Linked DNA regions of Homo sapiens: region 1 is linked to region 2. The links are chromatin loops, found by intact Hi-C in ENCODE. Cell type or tissue: Calu3. All regions are shown on one strand. Links, peaks and the distances in the headings refer to the core of each region. The heading gives the core; the rest is flanking DNA. Region 1 holds the start of LOC107984168 (a long non-coding RNA gene). Region 2 has its middle 27 kb from the start of LINC00701.

Region 1 (10,534 bases), core at 1,795-9,794, 76 kb after region 2:
ATATTGTCTTTCTTGTCAGTGTTCTTTTAAACAATTAGGTCATGTTGTTTCTCCTAATTGAAACATCTTTTTATTATGCTTGGTGGTGACTTACAGAGAATACTTCACAGAAGCTGGTTTTAGAAAAGCAGCTCTGATTTATAATGGGTGCGGAATATAACTGCAGGTAAAGTGTCTTCTCTAGAGACTGTTACCCTTGTTCCAAGCAAACATTTCACTATCTTATTATCTGTGAGCTCAGAAAGAACTTGTTTAATATTTCATGTAAACAACCAGCTCCTGGGAGAAAGGGAAAGTCTCATGTGTGTGTGTTTACACATGTGTATGTGTGTGCGTATAACATTTTAAGTTAATAAACTTGAGGATTACAAAGTCTTTTAATGCATGGTGACACCATGTCCTCAGAAAGAAAAGCCCTAAAGAAATTTTGATGAACAAATCCACTTCATGATGACTTCTTATCATACTTTGATTTCTTCAATAAAATTTTGACCATATATATGTAGACAAAATAAGATTATTAAAAATTTCAGGAAAAAGCAATGAATATAAAATTAAATAGTATAAAATTTCTATGCTTTCAGTTTAGTAATTATTATATCAGATACACATTTAAAATTGTCTACTTTTTCATATGTTTTATAAATCTATTGAGATGATGATGTATGTTTCTACTTAACTTACTGCTAACATTATTTATAAGATTCCAGTGTGAAGCCATCTTCATTTTTCATATTCAGGTATCATTTTAATATACTGCAAGATAGAATTTCTAATAATTTAATTAAGCATTTGTCTTCATTTCATAGAGAGATGTTTACTTTTCTTCAGCAAATATCATACCTTTTGCTGTGTTAGCATCAGAGTTATGCAGTATCTCTAATAAAAACTATGTATGTATATATAACTGTAGATACCATATACACATATAATATACACACAGACACACACACATGCCTATGTATCCCATTTTTTAAGCTCAAGAAAAAAACTTAAATATCTTGCTTATATAATCAGTTTCATGAAAGTGCTGACAGCATCTGGAATTTATGCTTGGGAAGGGGTTGTTGAAGTCAGCCATTTGCAATAATTTTTATACTTGCTATTGGAGTATATATTTTTAAGTCTAATTTGAACATTAAATTGCCACTCTCTCATCTGCATTAATTTATATTTGAGTAATCTCTGTAAACATCGGGAATTCCCTTTCAAAAACCCAACAGTCTATGTTTATCTTCTCTTTTTGTTCCATGTATATATTTATATGTGTGTATTATGTTGGCATGTGTTTTTTATTTTAAAACTTTGATAAGTATGTTGTTATTATCCTAACACCAGGCTGGCAGAGTCCTTCCTTTCTTCATTGACTGATTTTTCTCTTTATTTTTTTTTTACTACTTTAATTACTGTATTTTAATAGGATGTTTTCATATTTAGTATTTCAAATCCCTTTTACTGTTCTTTTTCAACATTTTCTGGAGTAATGTTGTACATATTCTTTCTCTCTAATATTAGAGTTTGCTTACTAAGTTCCATTACAAATAACATAGCTGAATTTCTGTATTCTAGATTTTCTAGAGGGGTGATTTAAAATACCTTTATGACGTTAAGTATTTTCAATCAGGAAGATGATCTATCTTTTCATTTATGCAGGGCTGGCTTGGCGTCTTTATTTTCTCCCCCAGATTTTAAGTTTTATGGAGCTAGGGAATGAAGACCATGTCTTACTGCCTGCGCACACCATCGGTGTTGGTTGAACAAACAGAAAGAAGTGTCACGTAGGGAAGGTAGCAGTGACCATATATAACTGAGGAAGAAGCACACACTCCTTTGAGTAATTTTGCCAAGATCTCAGGCTGCTCACTGGCTGAGCTGAGATAACACGCTTGTCTCTGGATCCTCGATTAGTGCTCACTACCTCTGTAAACGCGCAGCAAGCGCGAGCTCGTGAGAAATAATAGGATAGAAGACTTCGCGTCGTAAACTAAGACCTTCCCAACATCGAATTTTTTCCATCACATTTTACAAAGCCTGACTCTTCCTTCAATTGATTCGATACGCTGCCACTGCAAGGACTGATAAACAACAATCTAGTAAAGCCTCAGCCCAAAATGCATGTAATACTTTCGAGCAAACGCACAGCCCCTGAGGTTATAGAACGTTACCGGCTCAACCCTGACCCAGACTGAGGACACTCATTCCCTCCTCATGGCTTTCAGGAGAAAGTTCTAGAGGCAGAGGGCAGCCCGAGAGTGAGGTAGGTGGGTGGGCTAGTTCTGATTTTTTGACTTTGCTGCACAAAAGAATTTGAGAGCGAGTCCAAGAGGAGGCACAGAAATGTATTGTGAAGTGAAAGCCCGCTCTGAGGCAGAACGGGCTGCTCAGAGGCAGAGGCGGCCCCTGGTGCCTCGAGGGGAATTCCTTTCATGGGAACTGCACATCCATCTTCATAAAATACTGGTGAGGTCCGGGAGGCAAAGGTGAACCTGTGGTTGGCGCACGTGCTCAGTGTCTGCCAGCTCCAACACGCACCACATGTGTCATTAGTGTAGAAAATCTCCACTTAGAGGTGTGTTTTTTACTATTAATATGAGGAAAAAAGTAGTGGCTTATTCCTCCATCAGCTTTTTCCACTGTAAGCTAAACCTTAAGCCCAGCTGCACATGCAGGACCCCAGAGAGGCCCCGACCACACCCAAGGCAGGAGTTTGTAGCTAACAGCTTCTTGGGCTTTTGGTGCTGATTGTTGGGAGATTGGGGAGGGGATTCTATCCAAAATAAGGGATCTTTGTTCTCTTTCATGGGTTGTCCCAGGTGACAGGAACTTGTAACCACCTGGTGGTCTGCTGGTATCCTGGAGGACTGCTCATCTTGCAAAAGAGCCGGGTGCGCATTCACAAGGGTGCAAGGGACGCGTGATCCACTAGGACAGGAGCCTCAGGGCTTCCACAGGGAACAAGTCAGTATGCCCTCCCTGCTTCAGGAGCAGAGGGTATGGTTGGATCCCCGTTGTAACCTCTTGCTGTCTCTGCCTTTAGTCTATACTGGGCTGCAGCCACAGTGATAGGAAAGACGTAACACAGGGCTGTTTACCCCGAGCTATCGTGCAACAGGTAGAGAAGACGGCGCCTTTCTCCAACAAGGCACCACATGCACACGTCATCACAGCAGGGCCCCCAGATCAAGTAGCGTGTGCGCATTCCTAAATGCCTACGCTAATTGGAAACTCAACACACTGATACCTTAGGTATTACCACTCAAGTTTTATCTGCAGGAAGTGCGGTAATATTGACTCATAAGTTACTCATCATCATACTAAAATTGACAAAAAGTAAGACAATGTGTTAGCAGCGTTTCTTTGCAGAATATCTAGCTTCACAAAAAAAGATAAGCTGAATCATTTGACATAGTAATTAGTAGCTTATGGCACACACTCTACATATAATGTACATATATAATTTTAAATGTACTTTTAAATGTTTTATCACAGAAATATTTGAACATCATTAAAAAAATAATAAATGAAAACTTCTGTCTTCCACCCCCTCTGAAGCATCCTTATCCCCATTTCTGTGCCCCCAAAGATAACTACTAAAATCATTTAATCATTTCTGATATTAAATCACCATGTCCCTAAGTAATAGCTTTATGCTGCTTAATATGAGAAATTATAACCAATATCCCCATGTACTGAGGACTCAGCTACTCCCCATTTTCCCCAGTTCCTCTCCAATATATAGAAATGTTACTCTTTTTAGTATTTTCCACATTCATTATTAAGACCACATGTTATTTCTTCTTCCATTATCTATAGGTACTATCTACTGATTTTTATTTTGTGATATTAATGCTCTTTTATTACTAGGCAAGCTTATAAAATTATCACCAGTTAATATCACAGAGTGTTGCTCAACTTTATATATGTATAAAAGCCCTATTATAGAAATTTCACAGGAAATAACCGTGTCTTAACAGATGGGAAAGAACGGAATACTTTTAGTCAGGGTGGGTTTTCAGATTTTGCCATATCCAAATCACCAACAAAAATGTCTGATAGTTTTTGAAGCTTCCTTGCAAAACAATCATGGTTCAGTCATTATTATTATGGTGAAACATCTTTAGCCAGCACTCTCTATCAGAACAATAAATGGGATTTAAATGGAGAGCTGTTCCCAAAGATTCCTATTTTCTGTCTCTATTTCTGTGTTTCTGAACAGTTACACTGAACAGTTCTTTGTATATTAAAAACTAGGCTATCAAAATATAATGCCAATTTAAGGTACAACAATTACTTACATTACTGTTACTGGGAGGAAAAAAAATGATGTAGTAAATTAATCTTTGTGCAGCAAAGTACTCCTTAAAATAGGTTTTCAGTGTGGATGGTAATGAACTATTGCTATCTCTATGGAACAGACATCTTGAAATAACTATGTCCAAAGTTGTTTAAAATCCGTTCCTGAAAATTTCAGTTTCAGCAAGGCAAGGAAGACTGATTTCTCACTTATAACACCAAACAGCACAAGCCTGTGATTTAGTTTTTTTCCCCAATCCTTTGCTCAATGTAGGGAGCTCCTGAATCAGCTGTGACTTTTACATGCTTTGCTGTGACCTTCCACTGATAATCATAATAATGTTTGGCTGCCAAGTACCCATCAGCTTCATAAAGTCAGCAGCCTTCAGATTCATCTCATAGCATTAATTTTACAAGTTAAAAAGACAAGCAAGACAGACGTGATGGCTTTCAGCATTATTTGCTCCCCTAAAATATTTCCTATGAACAATAAACAAACAAATCTCCAATTTGGTGAAGCTATAAACTTTCAGGCTTCAGAAAAATTAATTTAAATGGATGTGGCAGTGAGTTTGGGCTTGTAAAGATTAGGGAGACGTCTGTTGCTGTAATTGCCTGTGCGGCGCCTCCGTCACTCAGGAGTGCCCAGGCGGCAGTAACAGCGCTCATCAGAATCTAATTCTCAGATCAAATTCCCGTCTTCAACATATCCTTTAATAAGCCTTCCACTCTCCATCTTTTAGCCTTAATTATTGCTCCCTGTCTCCCTTGACAACCAAATTAAAAGGTACAGCTACAACTCCGTAATGGCAATTGTCATAATAACACTTCAAAAATCACAAGCTGCTCCGCGGCAAATCCAGGCTCACCTTGTCAAGGTTGGGTGTCTTCTGATAACTAGATTTTCTATGGATAGCTTCAGCACTGGAAGATAAGAAATACAATTATATAATCTTTTATTGATTTTTTTTTTCTTTTGCTCCCCCTTAGTATTATGTACAATTACCTGGGCAGTTTTTAGAGTGTTAAAGCTGGAAGTGGAAAATTTACAAAGATTCACTGAAGCGGAATGTTTTAACTCTTTGCTGAATACAGTTATTTTTGTTGAAAATTAAAGCCATGATAGAGAGCACGGTGAAAGACTTTTGGTTTTGACTCTGGGCTGCCTGGGTGTATCTACTGACTTTAGCTGTTGTGTGACTTTGTGAAGGTGGCATGATCTGATGCATGAACCTCCCTGTCTTTACTTGTGAATGTGAGTAAAGCAAACTATCATAGCAAAAACAGACCGATTCTACTTTTAATGTGTTATTTTCGACCATGGTTATAAACTTTTCCTTATGCTCTTCCTGAAATGACTTTGTCTTCAAGAGATATATCTACAGACTCCTTGTCTTTCCTAGTGGCATGAACTTCCCACTTTAGGTTTTATTTTCTTTGTAAGCAAAGGATTGACCTCTGATGGTTAACACTTGGAACTTTTTTTAACCACTGACTTGTCTTTTTATTGCTCCGTGGCTCTTCCCTGACCGGCACCATCTTCCATGGGCTCCTATATTTGAGGAGGTGGTTAGTGGTGATGGCTGCGACTGGCGGGTGGTGATGGCTTTTGCCGGTGGGGGTGATGGCTTTTGCTGGTAGGTGTTAGTGGCTGATGGCTGTTGCTGGTGGTAGTGGTTGAGGCTGTAGCTGGTCATGGGTGGTGATGGCTGTTGCTGTTGGGTGGTGATGGTTGTTGCTGCTGGTAGTGGTGATGGCTGTTGCTGGTGGTGGGTGGTGATGGCTGTTGCTGGTGGTGGGTGGTGATGGCTGTTGCTGGTGGTGGGTGGCAGTGGTGATGGCTGTTGTTGGTGGTAGTGGTGATGGCTGTTGCTTGTGGTGGGTGGTGATGGTTCTTTACAGTTAGTGGGGATGTTTACAGTTGTTGGCAAGGTTCTTATGAGCCATTTCACAGAGTAGCCTTGACTAAAACCACATCCTCTCACTACTCAGCTCCGTTTTTATTTTTCTCCATCATTTTCTCCTTAATGTCTTCTCCCTCACTTGTCCTGCCCATAGACTCTCAGTTTTGTAAAAACGACATCTAGGCTTCTGTAAATTCAGAATAATGTGACTGCCATCTTGCATAATTTATAGAAAGCCTTCCAGCCTCAATGAGTGATGTCTGAGGAAAAACATCTGAAGCATTTCTCAGATTTTTAAAATTTTGTATAACATTTGGTGATCTATGTAATATCACATATTCACATCATTGCAGTCATGGCTGGGCTTGACTGAATTTTTCATTTCTTGTGCAGATATTGATCATCAGAAAGGCAGTTAGAGAGAGAGCTCCTGAGACTGTAAAGGGTGTTTTCTGGAGTCACTTTTTCAGAGAGCTAATGAAGGGGTGAGCATAATCCAATGGAGATGGATTTATTTATCCAGGAAAGATGCATGAGGAGGGGAGTGGAATTTACTTTGGCACTAAGATAACAGATACAAACTAAATGGCTCTGTCAAATATTATCAGGGTGGGCCACAGTAGGAATCGTATGAGCAAAAATCTTTTAAATAGCTCACCTGACACAGCAGTCAATTTGGAATAAAAAATAGCAACGTAATTGTGGATTGCGGCTGGAAAAGTCAAGGACAGTGGAAGCAAATATGTAAGGCAGTGTTTTTGTAGATAAGGAGAGCCTGCAAGAAGGCAAGAACTCTAAACCTGGAAGCCTTTAATTACTCAGATACCAGTATTGATTGGGATAGCAACTGCTGGAAATGAGGGCCGGAGATCGGCTTGTAAAAGAAGGGCAGGGCTGTTTTCTTAAGCAGTTTATTGAACTATCTACATGGTCTCAGGCGATCCTAGCTCTAATCCTACCAAACAGGAGGAGCCTCGGGGGAGCGAAGATGTGATGAGACCTTGACTGATGAGTGGCTTCTCCTAGACAGAGATGATTTATGGTGAGAAAACACAAACAAAGGCAGGGTGAAGAAATGTCAAAGAAGATTAAAAGTTAAAGGAGAGCTCACAAGTCACTGACTGGGAAACAATTCGAAAGTGATGGGGGCGTTTAAAAATAGCCCTGTGATGACTTGAGAACTTACAAACATAGCTCCATGATAAGTGAAGAAAACGCACTGAGTGAATGCTGAGAATATCGACCATATACTGGAGATGCTTATACAGCAGCCATTTCATCTCCCTGGCCACTTATGAATTATATTCTATTTTCCACATGATTTAGAGATGAACTTGCCGATGTCCAGGAGGAATAGGAAATTTCCTTTAAGTCATAGTTAATAGCCAAGACAGGCCAGCCTTATGTTGATTAATAAAATACAAACTGCCACCATGTTAAAAAAGCTGATTTCTTAGGAAGACTTGTAAGGCCATTTTAGATATTGATATATATTGGTTATTGGATAGTTTAAGCGACCATGGTTCAAACAAAGATTCGTTTTTATCTAGGTAATTCAAACTCTAGGATTTGCATTTTCCACAAGGTCTGTGTGTTTGAGAATCAGATTGTCATAGTACATGACAGAAAATATGAAATCAGAACCCAGAGGTACTGATGTGAACCTAAGCCTCTCTAGATTCTCCTGAATGGGTTTGGGAAGCTGCCTAACCACCTGTGCTTCAGGATCCTCACCTGTAATACGGATAATAACAGGGGTTCTCGATGGCACTTTGATGAGGAATTTGTTAAGTTAATATTTATAAAGGGGTTAGGAGACTGCTTGGAATATGTGAAGTAGGTTGTAATAAATCTTTAATAATAGCAATGACTAGCCACGTGATTGCTATTTTCAAGGCTTCAAAAATGGCTTAGTGTCCAGGATGAATGTTTAATTTGCACTTACCCATTTGAAAGCAGACACGGAATTTCTTTTTTTCAGGTAATTGAAAGGATGAATAGTTGACCAGAATTAGGAGTGCACAGATCTGGGGACAAGTCCAAATTTGGCAATATGTTTCTTGCATCAACACTGGCAAATTTTCTTTCATTTCGAGCCCAAGTTACATCAAAGGCTTTTTTGATGCTCTAATAAGATAACCTATATACTCATTTATTTATTCAACAATATTTATTGCAAGGCACATGTACAAAGTATGTTCTTAAGAGCTACTGTGAATATCTATACATCTATCTACTTACTCACCTATGTATCTACTAAATTAGCTATATATATAAAAAAGAAAAAATATTTTGTATCTGTGCATTATTATAAGTATTCAAAAGGTATGAAATCTCTATGAAATTTAAACTGTGAACTAAAATAATTATGAAATTGTCAATATAAACTTATAGATGTAACAACTCCTCAGCATCTACGAATACACCCTCTGATAAAATACAAGCATGTATCACTTACACCCAAATTTAATAGTTTATTTTGATTCAAACAAGGGAGGATTTTCTATAACTAGAGGGCTTTGTGCAATATTCTGGAATGAGGTACATCTCTGGTTTTCCAAACATCTTTATCGACCCTGGATGTTAGGGGAGGCCCAGGCTGCTGCGGGCTATCAGAACGTTGTTCTGATCATTACATAGCCCCTCCAGACCATGTGCCCAGAGATTCACAGTCCCCTGATCCGGGATGGGGGTCGAGGTCTCCATTTGAAGGAAATCTGGACGTGACTCTTAGGATGTGAATGGGGCTAAAGCTCTGGTGACCTTTTCTGACAACAGCTGCATCCAAGGGTCTGGGAGATGACCAGGCACACACACATGGTCAAATGTCTTTGTGAACTCTGCAAACGTAGGATGTTTCTGTTCTTACTAAAGACCTTCCTTTGGCCATGACTTTCCCACCATCACACTTCCTTTTGTAATGGGCGTGGCTGTTTGGGAGAATTCGTTATGGGAAACTGACTTGGTAATACATTTCTTTTGAGTGAGACGTCGGTCTGTGACTTATCTGGGGTCACTTCTGAGTTCAGTTTGGTGAAGCCGCTTCCTGCTGTCTATAGGGATAGTTTCTGCCTATAGGGATAGCTCTGGCCTGTTCCTCTCTAGGTTGATTCACAGCACCAGGACCCTGGCAGCACCCACGTATTACCGGTGGCAGAGACCTGAGTTACCAGCTCAAATCCCAATGGGTTCGTAGCAACTTCAGCCCTTGTCTCCTCAGAAAAAAGAATTTGACTAATTTGACTGAGGGGCATAAAGCAGGAAAAGAGACGGAGGCAAGTTCTATGGCAGGAATGGAAGTCTACTTAAAGAGGGCTTATAACAGGAAAGAACGAAAGGTGCCCTGGCACATGAAGGTTAAAGAGAGGTCAAGTGTCCGGTTTAACCGTGATCTTAAGATTTTGATAGACTCACCCCTTTTCCATGATTCTTCCCTCAGGGTGCACTGTCCGCATGCGCAGAGCCCTCCTTGCCCTGGGAAATGCGCATGCGCAGTGTGCTTAGGGACGGACAACACAGGTCCCGCTGAGGTTTCCTTCCCGTTTCCGGTGCTGTGTACCCTCAAGATCCTACATCGCCATTTTCGTCTCTTAGTGCGCATCCACAGAAAGTTTCTTCTCCCTGAGGCCCGCATTCAATGAACATTTTGATGTTAATAGGTGTGGACCATCAGGAAAGGGCGCCTCCCCGGCACTGCTGGATTATCACCCTCAGAGAGGCAATGCAATTATTGCTGAACCATCACCCGATGTTTCTCGTGGGTGGGGGAGAGCCGTCTCCTGCCCCTCTCAGCCAGTCCAACCACCTGTCACACACGTGCGGAGCTCAGTGGCTTTCCGTGCTGGGGCACAGGCAAGACAACACGTAGAGGATGCAGAGGAAACGGGGTTAGAAATGTGCAGAGCCAGGACAGGTCCGTGGAAAACACACTCAAACCTCATGGGTCTACACCGGACATTTGGTGGAGGGGTTTTTTCTTGTTTCTTTTTTTATTTTTTTTCAAAATTGATAGTAGTCCTGGATTATTTGCAGGACATGACCAATATCACATCTATGTTATATGGAAAACAATTTATTTGTACCTATTACTAACAAACTTTAATAAGTGTGTTAGAAAAGTGGACGTGAACTTTCTACTACTTGTGTAGTAAGTGACGTTACAAATCAAAAAGAGATGAAAAAGTATGAGCCAAAAAATATAGGAAAGATGTGTTAGTGAGATATTTCAGACAATTGATACAAATACTATAATATTTTCTGGATTTTATAATTTTATGATATTCAGTATGATTTCATTTCTAACACTAAGTAGCTACCTTCCTAATTTATATTCACAA
Region 2 (10,534 bases), core at 1,304-9,303:
TTCCACTCACTTTCCCACTCTACCTGAAGGACGATGTCATGCCTTCTCCTTCTTGTCAAACTTGCAACCTAAATTCATAATTTTGTGTCGATCACACACACACACACACACACACACACACACGGAAAATACAATTAAAGCCATTAGAAAAGATGCCACTAGAACATTTGTCTACTTACTTGTATCTCAGTCCACAGTTTCAGTGGAAACTTTAGTCGGCATGGTGGCTGGCGCCTGTAATCCCAGCTACTCTGGAGGCTGAGACAGGAGAATCACTTGAATCCAGGAGGCAGAGGTTGCAGTGAGCTGAGGTGGTGCCACTGCACTCCAGCCTGGGTGACAAGAGTCAAACTCTGTTTCAAAAAAAAAAACAGAAAGAAAGAAAGAAAGCCTAAAGCAGTTGTTCATAAACATACAGGGGCAGAGTCATAAACATACAGGGGCAGAGATGGGTCTTTAACATAGATAGTCTGACTCTAAATTAGTTATAAATAATTTGTTATTAAATAACACACATCTATACAAAAATTCAAAAACAGTGTGAATCTAATTGTATTTGATATCTGAATTCCAAGTGTGCTGATTTTTGTCAGTAATCAATGTGATCTGGACCCTGTTCAACATTAAGAAGCACGAACAAGATCCTCAGGTAATTACTAAATGTGAAACGATGGCAGGAAACATTTATTCCTGCCTATTGGCGGAATCTCCTCTACTAATTTCTGGACAAGGTTGACAGTTGCATAGTGATGACATCAACTGGGCTTTGGAATTTAGTTGTATGTAGGGAGAGTGCATAAAATCCAATTGCAACACTTGGACTGACTTACCCATCTCCACGAATGCCTGGACTCATTGCAGGCCCCTAGCAAGGCCTGCAGTATTCTTCTAGAATGAAATATTTTCACCACAGTCAAGCAGAATAATGCTACTAAGGATGAGGATTGAATATACTGTATCAAAATTTCTATTTTTCATGATTGAGGCTAGCAAAAAGCAAAGGACCAAATCAATTTTCTGACCTGGTAAAATGACTTCATATCCTCCCAGAAACTGAAGACATTATAAATGTAATATATTTTAAACTTTCTTACACTAAGGTGTAAGGTAGAAAATACAATTATTTTGTTGGATACTTTAAAAAAACATCATATTTTCAGTTTCTACATTAGCAAGTATTAGCATTTTAAATAAAATAAAAACAATTTTAATAAAGGACATTGGTTATAATAATCTCTTTTCTAGCTATAAAATCGAATCTGCTTTAATGCTTGCATTTATGATGCTTTTGGTGAAAAACCATGCTGCATCATGGTCAGGAAAAGAAGTGAGGAATAGCGTTTAGAATGAATAGTGTTATAAGCATTTTAGCCTCCATTCGGAAATACCGCTTATCACTTTTATGAAGATTTAGGACCAGGACTAAGAAGACTGGGTTGTGACCTTTGGGTTTGAGCTAATCACACAAACTCTTATGAAAAGTAGGGGTGATAGTTTTATCTTGTATGATAAATACACACATATTTTGCAGAGATATTGATATTCTTATTTTAATAATCACTAAATTCAGAGATGTTACATTGGCTTGAAAGCATATAACATCTATAATATTTTATAAATATATAGAATATAAAAATCTTGACTTTAATGAATTTTACTATTTAGAACCTATGCTCTTGTTAAGAATAAATGGATGTGACAAAGTTGGCAATCTCTAAATTACCTGAACCGATCACGTGAATTAGTTATAGAGAGCAATCTTTCCAGAAAGCATGACTTTCACATCTATACCACGCTATTCTATGAGGGTCTAGGTTGCTGGAAATGGCTTTAGTGGCAATTTCTTTAAGCACTTGAGGTTAATCTACTAGTATAATCAAGAACTCGTCTTTTGACACACAAATTGCCACACCGTAATGTGAATCAGGTATCTGCCTTCAGTCAGGACCATGGTCACCTGAAATGCTTGATCAAACTAGGGGGTATTTAATCGCTTCTTTTCTGGGCAGACAGCACATGGCTTTTGTAGGTTCTCAAAGGCTGGGAAACTTCCTTTGTAGATTATGTCCTTTGTCGCCACAAAATCCCTTTCATTGAGCTGTATTTTGTTCTTATTTTCTACCATGAACTTTAAATGCAGAAGTTCTCGTGAAACGATCACAGGGGTGCAAGGATTGTATATATTTATTTATTGGGGGAATTTTGCCTTCTAAAGTCGTGCCCAGTCTAAGGCCACACAGGAGGATTGCACTTGTCCTGCAGTGTTGGGGGCACTGCTCCGGGCGTCTCCAGGGCGCTCCCATCACAGTGCTCTCCTGCATGAAGGCTGCCCCTCACACTGCCCTTCTCTGACCTGGGACCCATCCTGGGCCACACAGGAGGATTGCACTTGTCCTGCAATGTTGGGGGCACTGCCCCGGGCGTCTCCAGGGCGCTCCCATCACAGTGCTCTCCTGCATGAAGGCTGCCCCTCACGCTGCCCTTCTCTGACCTGGGACCCATCCTGGGCCACACAGGAGGATTGCACTTGTCCTGCAGTGTTGGGGGCACTGCCCCGGGCGTCTCCAGGGGCTCCCATCACAGTGCTCTCCTGCATGAAGGCTGCCCCTCACGCTGCCCTTCTCCGACCTGGGGCCCACCTGGGCCACACAGGAGGATTGCACTTGTCCTGCAGTGTTGGGGGCACTGCTCCGGGCGTCTCTAGGGCGCTCCCATCACAGTGCTCTCCTGCATGAAGGCTGCCCCTCACGCTGCCCTTCTCTGACCTGGGACCCATCCTGGGCCACACAGGAGGATTGCACTTGTCCTGCAGTGTCAGGGGCGCTGCTTCTGGCATCTCCAGGGTGCACTCACATCAGGGTGCCCTCACTGCGTGCAAGCTGCACTGCACACTGCCGCTCTCTGCCCTGGGACCCATCCTGCACCACACAGGAGGATTGCATTTGTCCTGCATTGTCAGGGGCGCTGCTTCTGGCATCTCCAGGGCGTGCTCGCATCACGGTGCCCTCACTGCACGCAGGCTGCACCGCACACTGCCCCTCTCTGCCCTGGGATACATCCTGGGCCAAAGGGACGGAGACCTCCTTCTTCACAGGGCTTCCATCCTGTGTCTTCACCAGCTTTCACTCCAATGCGAGCCATGGGCATTTAGAAATGTATGACTGATTGCATTTCCTCCCTTGTTTTGGGTATCAGGAAGTTCTCCCACCTATTTATAACCAATCATCACCATTGTACGGGGTTCTACAGCCTGGATTTCTACAAATCCACTTTTCCTTTATTGCATTTCCCTTCCTCCTAACTTGTTTTATTTATATTTTGAAATCACTCTAAGTTCCCTTGAAAATGAAGCAACAAACAAAATCTAAAAGGAAAGCAACCTTGGTCAATTATTAACAGATGGTTTAAAGCGGGGTGTATATTTTTACTTAATGAAATACCTCACAATTCACTGTATCGGAGTGACTTCGAATGCATGTTACATTTACTTATTTCTCTTGGATTTTTGAATTATCTGGAATAAAGCCCCAAGTGAAACAACATGCTTCATGAAAATTCTGCAACTTTTGGGTAGATTTTTTTTTAAACAGCCGTACGGCAAACCTAGGTGTGTTGACTGCAGTTGGTCGGATGTAGGATTGGTTACATAATGTGTGAACCCACTGCAAAAGAAAAATGCAGCTTCACTTGCTGAAGACATTAAGAATTTCTTGCCCCCACCCCGGGGAGTTCTTTGTGACTGGAAGGCTCCCGTGCCCACCAAGTTGACCTTGTTCTTAGGAAGGTTCAAGTCACATTTTTCATGGAGTTTAATTTTCCTTTTTCAGTACAAGTTGTGGAAAGTGAATCTTGAGAGGACTATTTTACAGTGTGAGTGTGCAGACGGGTGTGACATTTTTCAATAGCTCAGTCTTCCACATGTGGAGCTGCAGGCAGGATGTTCACCCAGTCTGTGAGAGTGCGGCCACTGGGTTGCAGAGCGGGTGCCATTGCTCTGCTCTTAAACGACTGCTGCTGGTGACCCAGGGAACTCGATGCCAGGGTCTTCAAGCATCAGGGACACTAGGAGAACACCACACATTGTGAAAACGTGGCGGCATGACATTAATTCCATGTGTGAATTTCACACAGTCATTTAAATGGTTGGGTAGAAATGTCATCATCTGTGAACGGAGGGGAGGACTAGCCTGTTTCTAAAATCCAGCTCCCAAGGACTTCTTGGTGGTGTCGGTGAAGGAGAGAAGATCAGGTTGGGGGGTGGTGGGGCGGGGCTGGGCATGCAGTTTCCTGAAGCCCACAAGGATCCTGCCAGGGAGTGTGAGGAGCTCTGGTCAATAAGTACACTGAGGAGCCAACATGTGCTGCTTCTGCGTGGAGCCACTGACCGCATCTGTGGGCTCCTTACTCCCCTTTTTCCCCTGATGTGCTGGACTCTGGGTCATGTGTGGAGGTAGTGAAGCTGCAAGGTGAACCAGTGCTCATCATGGCCTAGAAGGAGGCAGCCTGAGCCACTGCCAGATGTCGAGCGGCCTCTGAATGATAAAACAAACCACCAAAACCGTTCTGTGTTGAACTGCTGTGATTTGGAGGTTCACTGGGGAGTTACTGGTTTGCACTGAACAGCCTGGTGGATTAGCTTCCCAGGGCTGCTGTAACAAATGACCACAAATTGGGTGACTTAAAACAACATACATTTATTATCTCACAGCTGTGAAGGCCAGAAGTCCCTCCAGGTGTGCGGGGGCTAGTCCCTTCTTAAGGACTCAGCGGGAGAATCTGTCCCATGCTTTGCTCCTAGCTTCCATGGGCTGTCAGGAGCCCTTGGCATCCTTTGGCTTGTAGACACAGCACTCCGACCTCTCCCTCCCTCTCCACGCGGGCTTTCCTCTCTATGCCTCTATGTCTCCAATCTCCCTCTCCTTTCTCCTGTACAAACAATAGTCATTGCCTTTAGAGTCCACCCCGGTCCTCTAGGATGATCTCTTCTTGAGATCCTTCATGTGATTACATCTGCAAAGACTCTATTTCCAAATAAGGGCGCATTCACCAACACCAGGCATTAGGAAATGAACGTACATATGAAGGGGCCACTCTTCAACCCATGCCCGTAGTTCGTCCTGACTGATTCAGGCCTATCCTCTGAACTAGCTCAGTTACCTCCTAAGCCTTTTCAGACTTCGGATTGAAAAAGAAACTTACATCTATGAGGTGGAAAGCCAGTGGGCCAAAGCTATTCGGGAGATGTATTATTTATAGAATTTGGAAGAAAAAAGAGCTAAGTTGGTGTAGGGGCAGGAAGGAGCTGCTCATCTTACATACTCGAAGGACAAGATTCTAATTGGCATTTGGCTGGAGACCTGGGTCTAAGGGCCAAGTGGGAGGGACTGGGTTCTTTTTTTTTTGAGACAGAGTCTTACTCTGTCACCCAGGCTGAAGTGCAGTGGCACATTCTCGTCTCACTGCAACCTCCGGGGAGGAGCTGGGTTCTTAAGAGTGTTTTTGAATTCTTATGGTCCTCGGAAAACCCTAGAAAAAGGGACAAAAAAGGGTCAAGTCTTCTACCAGTCCCTCCCATTCCAAGAATGACTGATGTCCTAACTTCACCTGACATTCTTGGGTGGAGAATTGTGATCTTTTTTATTCCAAAAATCTTTTATTCTAAGGAGTGTTACGGGTTGGTTAAATACATTTGCCAAAAAAAGCATAATAATAATATCTGAAAGAATCCACAAAAAAGAAAACTCCTGCAAACAAAAAGTGATTATAGGAAGACTGTAGAATACAAGATTGCAATATACAGAAGTCAATGGTAACTTACTCAAAAGCTATAGCAATCAAGCCAGTGTGATATTGGCTAAAGAAGAAACAAATAGATCAATGGCACGGAATAGAAAGCCCGGAAATGGACTCACACAAATAGAATCAACTGACCTCTGACCAAGAAGCAAAACCAATACAGTAGAGAAAAGATAGTCTTTTCAACAAATGGTGCTGGCACAACTGGACATCCCATGCAAAAGGAAAAAAAAAGAAAGATCTTACACCCTTTAAACATATTAACTCAAATACATCAGAGACCTAAATGTAAAATGAAAATCTATAAAATTCCTAGAAGATACAGAGGAGGAAATCTAGATGACCTTAGGTACGGCAATGACTTTTAAAATATACCACCAAAGGCAAGATCTGTAAAAAAATTAATAAGCCAGACTTCATTAAAATTAAAAACTTCTGCTATGTGGCAGATAATATCATGAGAATTAGGAGTAGTTTTTAATTTTGTTTTCTCATTGTTCAGATAGAGAGCTGGTGTCGAGAATATGCAAAGAACTTTTCATAGTGAACAATGAGAAAACAAAATTTATTTTTAAATGTGCAGGAGATCTCCTCACTAAAGAGGACATGCAGAGGGCAAAGCAACACATGAAAAGATGTTCCACATCATTGCTCTACCTCATACGTCATCAGAGAAGGACACAGTGAACAGCAATCAGGTTCATTAGCCACTACAGACCCGTTAGCATGGCCAGAATACAGAACACTGACAACGCCAGGTGCTGGTGAGGATGTGGAGCAGCAGGAACACTCATCCACTGCTGGTGGGAGATCAAAATGGCTCAGCCGCTTTGGAAGACAATTAGGCAGTTTCTCATAAAACTAAACACACTCTTAGCATGTGATCCAACAATTGCAGTCCTTGGCACTTACCTAAATAAGCTGAAAACTTGCTTCCACACAAAATCCTGTGTGAGCATGCTCATAGCAGCTTTATTCATCATTGCCAAAACTTGGAAGCCACCAAGATGCCCATCAATGGATGAATGGATAAACTGCAGTACACCCAGACAATGGGATATTCTTCTAGCTGAAAAAAGAAATGGGCTCTCAAGCCGTGAAAAAGGATGGAGAAGACTTAAATGCATGTCACTAAGTGAAGGATGGCAATCTGAAAAGCCTGCATACTATCTGATTCCAATTAAAGGGCATTCTGGAAAAAGTACAACTAGGGAGACAGTAAAAAGATCAGTGGTTGCCAGGGGTTGGGGGAAGGGAGGGGTGACTAGGAGGAGCACGGGGTTTTTAGGACAGCGATGTTTAGGGCACGTTGCATGATGTTACGGTGATGGATCTATATCGTTCTAAATTTGCCACACCCACAGGATAAGCAACCCCAAGAGTGGGCCCTCGTGTGAACTGTGGACTCTGGGGGGTGATGCTGTGTTCTGTTGGTTCATTGATTGTAACAGAGGCACCACCAAGTTGGGGACATTGATAGTGGGGGAGGCTGTACGTGTGCAGGGGCAGGGGTTAAATGGGAGCTCTCTATTACATTGAGCTTTCTGCTCAATTATTCTGTGAACTTAAAACTACTCTAAAAATAAGCCTATTAAATTTTTAAGGATCAGTAAGAATTTAGTGCCCATTACTCTAAAGAATGTGGTGTCATTGAAATACCGGCTTTTATTGTAAATCATAAAATACATAGGCAAAGAAGCAGGCATTGCCTTGTGCAGAAGAGCCCCTTCTGGGTAAAGTTCATCTGGATAGGTGCTTCCTAGGATCTCATTTTTATGTCTTATTTCCCCTAATCATAGGTTTTATGCCTCCAGATAAATCTTTTTCCATCTTTTTCTGTCTTGGCTTAAGTGTTGAATGTGGACCCAAATGTCATTTTCTCCATTTCCCAATTTCCCTTCGTCTTGGAAACAGATGATGGGCAGGCATTCTCCCACACGGTGGTTTCCTGCCTGGAAAGGTTACCCTCAGGCTTGGGACATTTGAACCCTGCATAAATAATAACTTGTAAACAAGTACTCTGCGGATAATTGCCCGAAAGCTGAACCAAGCCCTGGAGAGCCATGGCTCTCATTGCAATTTGTGCCCCTCGTTTTTCAATTTGAAAGAGCTTGTCAGATTTCCTGACACTCACACCAATGCCTCCTGGTTTCTGCTGCGGATACATTTTCATTATCCTTAATTGGTGTTAAGTACCAGCGCCCTGCCAATGATGCCTGTCACCGTGCTGGTCCGGTGTAAGTATCATTAGCTCGCCTGTTTACCCTCCCGATATGGAATAAGTTAGAAACATTACAGGAAGTGGGCTAAAAGCACTGATAACATATTTGCATTGTGTCAAATTGCCAGGCTTTGCACAAGCTAACAATTTATTTTCTCCCCATAACTGTGAATGGTACACATTTTGTGGCTTACACTGCAATTTTTGTTTAAAAGGCATTATTGCCTACAATCTCAGTTCATTTGCTGCGAGTCTGTAAATGGCCATCTTTCGTATCAAAAATTTCAGTATAAGTACTGATCGGCAGGTTAATATTATAGAAAGTACGCCCTGGGGGAGTATAAAAAGATGGTTGGATTTTAGAACCTAGTAAAATAATAGCTCTTTCCTCCAAAATGGGAATAGTTTAATCAGCAAAATGATTTCAGCAAATATGTCCCTTCCTGGCATGTCTGTTTACTTGAGTGATACTTCATCAAACTCTTACACTTTCTCATGGTGTACTTTTCTTTGTTTTGGACGTTCATATTAAATGTTATGTTGGTTTTCTAGAAACATAATGTGATTAGAAACATAATGTGACGTATCCTGCCTTGTGAATGAATGAAATAAACCTGCATATATTTGCAAGTAAAAAGCTCATCGTAGGTTCCCTTGAGTTCACCGTGAGGTAGCTCGTGGTGGAAACTCTCACAACGCAGTCTTCTAGGTACCAAACCCCATCCCTTAAGTGGGTTATGATAGCCCCTTTAATATGATTTAGTCAAAAAATTTACATAAAATGCCTTGTACATGGGATTTCCTCACATGGTCGTCATTCAAGTGATCAAATGGTGACAATGCTGATGGCTGCCAGCGACTCCAGGTCAGCCACCACCCAGAATGGGGGGCACATGTGTGCAGCCACCACCTAGCATGGGGGACGCGTGTGTGGCAGCCACCGCCCAGCATGGGGGACACATGTGTGGCAGCCCTGGCATAGCTCAGTAGGACTGGCACTGTTATCTCATTCTGCAGTCAGGAAAACCAGGGCTCAAAAGACTGATGGTGGCGCTTGAGGCTCTGGAGAAAGGCTGTGATGAACGAGGACCGGTCCCAGGCCTGCCGGGACATGCCCTGTATCCTGCCTTAACAGGCATTTCTCTACCCCTAGTGATTCTCCTCATCCATCGTAGAAAGAGGAACCCTGACGTGGGGTGAGGCAGGATCCCCTCCCCAAGTGGCGGGCTGTGTGAAGTGTGCGAGTTCTCACCCTGAACACACCCACCGCATTCCTGCCTTGCCCTCTGCCACACTAGCTGAGAGGGAGCTCTCAGAGGAGGAGGGCCACCTCCAGCAGCTATTAACCATGCCCTTCCAGGCAGGACGCTGAGGCTTGGCACAGGTTGCTGGCAGGAGGCAAGGAGTCAGTGCAAAAATAAAATAAAAAAAGGGAGTCCTTAGCAACGAGATCTCTGATAGTAATGGGTAACCCTGCCCTTGAAAATAAACTCAAAATTATTTCTGGAATCTTTTCAAAACAATTCAGTTGTTTATATTTTTGTCTGCTTAAATTGCAGGATCCTGACACACACACACATTCACCACACTGGACATACTTCACACGTACACTCATACACACAGGCGTACACACATGCATACATACACATGCACACACACCTTCACACTTCTTAACCCAGTATCCCCCAAAGTTAAGACTCCATGTCTTCTCTTCACTTTCCAGTAAAACTTTGTGAAAAAAAATTGGCCAACTTGCTAGTCTCCTATTCCTCTCCTCTCATTCTCTCTCATACCCTCTCCATCTTTTCTTTCCCCCTACCATTCTCACATGATCTTTCTTGAAAAAGTAATTAAAGTCTATTGCTGAATGCACACTTTGTCAGGCAAGACATCAAGATTTTCACAGGGAGCTCATCCCTTAATATTCTTAATAATATATAGATTGGGGATTGCTCTTAATGAATAATAAGAATAACACATATTGAGATGATTATGAATACCAAAATTCTTAATAATCTCATGTTATAAATGACGCACAGAAAGGTTAAGTAACTCTCCCAAAGTCACACCGCTAATTCAGTGCAAAGCCAAGAATTAACAAAGTCAAGGAGTCCAGCTCCAGATCCAGGGGTTGAAACCACTACTCCAGGCTGCCAGTCTGGTTCTCTCCAACAGCTGCTACATACCTCTTACAGATGTACTTTGTGACCGAAAAAAAAAAAAAAAAATAGTTACTACCAGGATTTTCTGAATCATGCTTGAATTAAAATATAAATAAAAGCAAAACATTATATATGAAACTCCCTTGACATTTTCTTGGAAATCATTCATAATAAACTCAAAATGTAATTTAGGAGAGAAAAAAGAATTTTTAGAAATTCTTTTTTCTAAAAGATGGTCTCCTTATTTAAGACTTTGTCGAATTTACTTGAAAAATAATTTTCCAAAATGTGTGCATCTCCATCAAACCAGAGCATCCACGTGACTCAACTAAAAGTTATTTTTTGCAAAAGAAAA

What was found. Hi-C counts contacts between places; a loop is a spot of excess contacts. Peaks named below come from ENCODE experiments on the same cell type or tissue, not always from the same donor. Only the 100,000 strongest peaks of a DNase experiment are listed, where the experiment ranks them.
Region 1: it touches region 2 in a loop (10-fold over the local background); 2 of 110 quality-filtered maps call a loop at or near these places.

What each region holds. Positions count from the first base shown.
Region 1 is chr10:2,206,918-2,217,451 of GRCh38, reverse strand. LOC107984168 (a long non-coding RNA gene) reads right to left here and starts at 8,225. Exons shown (of 4, transcript XR_001747270.2): 1 at 8,143-8,225; 2 at 5,163-5,217. RefSeq lists enhancers at 2,603-3,802, 8,627-9,826 and a silencer at 6,970-7,170. In Calu3, for the core only: no CTCF peak of the experiment used is centred there; a DNase peak (open chromatin) is centred at 3,161.
Region 2 is chr10:2,282,877-2,293,410 of GRCh38, reverse strand. No RefSeq gene overlaps it. Among named protein-coding and RNA genes, the nearest start is that of LINC00701, 27 kb to the left of the region's middle. RefSeq lists an enhancer at 2,543-3,172. In Calu3, for the core only: no CTCF peak of the experiment used is centred there; no DNase peak of the experiment used is centred there.